2 separate regions of the Homo sapiens genome follow, and region 1 is linked to region 2. A link is a loop called in an ENCODE intact Hi-C map of the cell type or tissue named here. Cell type or tissue: natural killer cell. All regions are shown on one strand.

Region 1 (2,500 bases), 100 kb after region 2:
GCATACTGCTGTCCCTTCTACTGGCCTTTTCCCTTCTGCTGACCTAATATGCCAAAGCCCCATTGATTTATCTGGGCTTTTTGTTGAGCCAGAGACCCACTCTGTCCCTAACAAAGTGGATAAAGGTTAGGTGTGGTGGCTCACGCCTATAATCCCAGCACTTTGGGAGGCCGAGGCAGGTCTCTCTGAAAAAAAAAAAAAAAAAAGGTGTGCATAAAACCTCTTTCTTTATTTTATACTTACAGGTACTGTGAGATACACATATTCATCTGTGGTTTTTGGCTCATAATTCCCATAGCCTTTGTTATTTCCTAAGTGGCTAGAACAATCAGCATATCTTTGATTAAAGTATTTGGCCTTTTGTTTCGGAACAGCTTCAGAACCATAAACATAAAAGACTGTCTTTCTTGGCCGGGCGCAGTGGCTCACACCTGTAATCCCAGCACTTTGGGAGGCTGAGGCGGGTGGATCATGAGGTCAGGAGATCGAGACCATCCTGGCTAACACGGTGAAAACCCATCTCTACTAAAAGTACAAAAAATTAGCTGGGTGTAGTGGCAGGCGCCTGTAGTCCCAGCTACTTGGGAGGCTGAGGCAGGAGAATGACGTGAACCCGAAAGGCAGAGCTTGCAGTGAGGCGAGATCGCACCACTGCATTCTAGCCTGGGCGACACAGCAAAACTGTCTCAAAAAAAAAAAAAAGACTGTCTTTCCGTGTATGTTGGGGCTCTTTCAGGCTTCAGAAGCAGGCCTCAAAAGACAGAATTTCTCTCCCTGACCTTCTCTTGCTCTCCTTTCACCTACTCCTTTTTTCTCTCCAAGGCAGACCACATAAACTAAAAATATACTCTAGTTTTCCCCTGCCTTTCTGTCTTGGAGGTGGCCATAAGTAAATTCTCCGATTTACCTTGTCTGACTGTAGGTCATAATGATGCAGGAATGGGAAGCTCCCGTATTTGGGGCTTAGCCAGGGAGGCTTCTTGGCTTCACCCCGAAAAATAAATCAAGGGTGAGCTAGTGGTGTTGGGCAACAACCTGTTTTTGAACAGTACTGCTCTTTGTGGAGCAGGGCTAAATCAAAGGCAGTGCACCCAGAATCAGCAACATATGAGCTCTTGGCAACTATATTTATACTCACTTATTCCCACTTTCAATTACACACAAATTAGGGAGTGGGTTAATGCAAATTGAAGGGTAGGTTATTTAGAACTTTCTAGGAAAGGAGCAGTAACTTCTGGGCCATTGCCATGGCATTTTGTAAACTGTGGCACTGGGTGGGAGCGTCTTATACTAATGAGCAATGAGAGCAGCTAGAGATCGCTTTTGTCGCCATCTGCTGGTTTTTGCGTTTCTTCACTTTAATCTGTCAGGACCAGGGAAATAAATCCTGTGGGTCTCTACCTCAATAAGACCCCAATTCAGAAGGGGTCCTCCCCCATACCCAGGATGAAGAAATGCTGCACAGAGAGGCCAAGAAGAATCTGAATAGTCAGGCCTTGCTGGGTTTCCCTACTCAGTCTAATAGTGTTAGATTATACCCTTTTTGTTCAATCACATTTTTACATGGTTGTCCATGATAGCCCTGCCTATCTAATGACATCTTGATAAAAGGCCCAAGGGGATGGGACACAGAGAGCCTCTGGACAGGTAAACTCATGGAGGCCTGCAAGAAGGTAAACAAGAACTCATCAGCTTGCCGGGAGGGCAGTACACCCCAACTCCACAGGAACGAGAGCTCCGGTGCTCGGGACACTTTCAGACCTTGCCCTATGTATCTCTTCATCTGGTTGCTTACCTGTATCTTTTAAAATATTCTTCATAATAAGCCAGTACACACGTGTCCCTGAGTTTTGTGAGCCACTCTAGCAAATTAATGAAGCCTGAATAAGGGGTTTTGGGAATCTTAACCTGAAGCCGGTTGGTCAGAAGTTCCAGAGGCCGAGACTTGCCACTGGTGTCTGAAGCGGGGACAGTCTTATGGGACAGAGACTGCAACTTGTGGGATCTAATGCTATCTCCAGGTAGGTAACATCAGAATTGAATTGGGTTAGAGGATGCCCAGATGGTGTCCACTGCAGAGAAAAAACAGGGTTATTTTTGTTTTGTTTTGCTTTGTTTTGTTTTGTTTTTTAACACACTAGATGAGTACCGCCTTAATGTTGTTTGGGCCCTGATGTCAAACAGAAGTTTTAGGACAGTAGTCCTTTCTGCTGAGTGTGTGTGAGTGTGTGTATATCCGTGTCCGTCTCTACCGGATTTACCCAGTGGGAACTGAGCATGCCATGTTGACTCAGAATTGCCCAACTCTTGCTCCCCACAGGTGAGGAATATGATATGTCTTCTGGACTGGAGACTACTAAAATGCCTGCTAAAAACATATGCAAATTAAATAGAGAAAAATAATTTAGGCTGAAGCTGGTGTGTTCTTCCCCAACTCCTTCCAGGCTCACTCTTACCTGAAACAGTGAAAATATCGTACAAATTCTTGTTTTTCTTTATT
Region 2 (2,500 bases):
AAAGATTGTAAAGTTTTTCTGTATGTTTTATTCTAGAAGTTTTCTAATTTGAGCTTTTACATTTAGGCCTAGGATCCATTTTGAATTAATTTGTGTATAGTATAAATAAAAGGCAAGGCTCCTTTTTTTCCTTTAAGAATTCTGTTATTTCAGCACCATTAGTTTAAAAGACTATACTTTCCATATAGAATTACTTTGATATCTTTGTCAAAAACTAATTAACAACATACGTATGGGTCTATTTCTGGAGTCTATTCTGTTCTATTGATCTACAGGTCTATGTTTACTACTACACTAACTTTATTATTACACCTTAAGTCTTGAAATAATATAATGTAACTCTCAAGATTTGTAGGATATTTTAAAAAAATTATTTGTCTATTCTAGGTCCTTTGCATTTTCAAATAAATTTATGAGTACGTTTGTAATATTTATCTTGTAGCTGCAACCTTCTTAAAATCAATTCTTACTCCTATAGTAGGTTTACCGTAGATGTCTCTGGATTTCCTAAATACATGATTACTTGATCTTTAAATAAAGACATACTTATCGTTTGAACCAGAAATTTGTGAAAAAGGCCTTTTTTTTCCTTTTAGTTATGAAAACCCAACAAGGTTCTGTAGCACTACAACTCACTAGCTCATTTCATAGAAGGGCCTCATGTGTCCAGGGGCCCCTCAAAAGGGGAGCCATCAGCTGCCCTGTCCTTTTCCAAGTTCTAAAAAAGCAGCTGCGTGTAGAGTCTATATTTATATAATGACTTAACAGGACAGGTGGTTGGGACATTTTGCCCAACTTTAATCCCGTCTTTCAAGTAAAAATAACTTTTTTTCCTTTTTAAAGAAGTATATTAATTTTTTGTGTTTTACAAAAGAAATAATACAGAAAAGGTATTAAGAATGAGAAAAGCCTACTCTCTTGTGCTCCTTTCCTGATACACCTCTTCCACTCATTTTAGTGGAGAGAAAACGGAGAATATTGGTAGGAGGACAGAAGGAGGTAGACAGGCAGAAGGAGGTGAATCCTGGGAGCCAAGGGCAGAGAGAGGCAAGTCCCCAGAGAAGTGGGAATGGCCAACAGCTCCCTGAGAAGATACCTTCCGTCCTTCCTGGGCAAGCAGGGGAAGTCTCAAGAATATACAGAGAAGGAAGAGTGGCAGAGCCCAGGCTGGGGATGTTAAAAGGGACTCCCGGTGAGGATGGGGGCGGGCCCGAAAGCACCACCTGACTCCGGGCTGCAGGAGGGGGCGTGGGACGGGGGCGGAGCCTCTGGCGATGACAACAGCCACACGTGATCGGCCAACACTGAGTCTTACCTCGTTGTGGCGTCAGAACCGCCGTCGCTCGCTCCCTTCTCGGCAGTGGTACCTGTTCCCGGTGTCCCTGAGGACGTGCGGGCCAGGTACGGCCCCGAAAGTAGGAAGCGGAGGGGGAGCAGGTAAGGGACCCGGAGGGGGTCCCTGGGGTTGGTGTGGGGGAGCAGCCCCGGCCTGCGGATGCCCCATCCCCGGGCAGCAGCGCGGAGACGCAGCCGGTCCACGATGCAGCCCCGGGGCCCCGCCGCGGGACCGCGAGCCTTGTGTGAGCGGAGGGGTGCCCGGCCCCGCGGGAGCCGGCGATCCTGAGGCTACGACCTTTCGGAAGCACCTGCCTCCGTCACCAGCGCAAGCTTTTCCAACACCCCTGCTCCGCCCTTCTTGATGCAGAAAATGGTGGTCAGCTTGGGGGGCTGGGCGGCTGAGGCGGGGGGCGAGAGCGGCTAGGAGGGCCCGGGCCCGGCGTGGGGAAGGGGCCGGGTGGCGGCGGGTCCTCTCTAGCGTTCCGCTGCAGCAGCCCCCACTCTTCCCACCCCGGCCGTCTGCAGGTTTGCGGGGCCAAGTGTTGCGGCGACGCACCTCACGTCGAGAATCGGGAGGAGGAGACTGCAAGGATAGGCCCAGGTCAGTGCGAGGGACGGTGGTGGGGAGGGGGTCAGAACATGAGGAAAGCCCAGTCTGAGACCCCAATCCGTGCCTTCACCCCCACACTTAGCAATCCCCCACCCCCACCCCTTCTTCGTCCTCCATTTTGGTGCCTGCAGAGGCCTGGAGATGGATCTGCAGAGAAGATGGTGGGCTTTGCGGGAGAGAAGGGCACAGACTGGCTCCCCTCGCCCCCCCGAGGGTACATGGGGCCTCTCTGGTGGAAAAAAAATGAAATTTAAAAAAGGCCTTTGAAATCCAGGGCTCTGAATTTTGAAAGGTGGGTAGTCGGGCCTCTGTCCTCGGTGCTGATCAGTTCACCAAGAATTGAGTCCATTTTCTCTCTGTCTCCTAGGAGTAATGGAGTCCAAAGAGGAACGAGCGTTAAACAATCTCATCGTGGAAAATGTCAACCAGGAAAATGATGAAAAAGATGAAAAGGAGCAAGTTGCTAATAAAGGGGAGCCCTTGGCCCTACCTTTGAATGTTAGTGAATACTGTGTGCCTAGAGGAAACCGTAGGCGGTTCCGCGTTAGGCAG

Evidence for each region. Peaks named below come from ENCODE experiments on the same cell type or tissue, not always from the same donor. Only the 100,000 strongest peaks of a DNase experiment are listed, where the experiment ranks them.
Region 1: a loop joins it to region 2, with 4 times the contacts of the local background. A loop is called at or near these places in 7 of 110 quality-filtered maps.

The regions. Positions count from the first base shown.
Region 1 is chrX:103,210,034-103,212,533 of GRCh38, reverse strand. No RefSeq gene overlaps it. Among named protein-coding and RNA genes, the nearest start is that of BEX4, 3.8 kb to the left of the region's middle. RefSeq lists a cis regulatory region at 1,172-1,455. In natural killer cell, CTCF peaks have their summits at 1,176 and 1,401; a DNase peak (open chromatin) is centred at 1,313.
Region 2 is chrX:103,309,797-103,312,296 of GRCh38, reverse strand. It overlaps BEX2 (brain expressed X-linked 2), which reads left to right and starts at 1,307. Exons shown (of 3, transcript NM_032621.4): 1 at 1,307-1,437; 2 at 1,864-1,939; 3 at 2,316-2,500. The coding sequence starts at 2,321. RefSeq lists a silencer at 1,482-1,571. In natural killer cell, no CTCF peak of the experiment used is centred here; a DNase peak (open chromatin) is centred at 1,266; H3K4me3 peaks cover 1,189 bases; H3K27ac peaks cover 239 bases.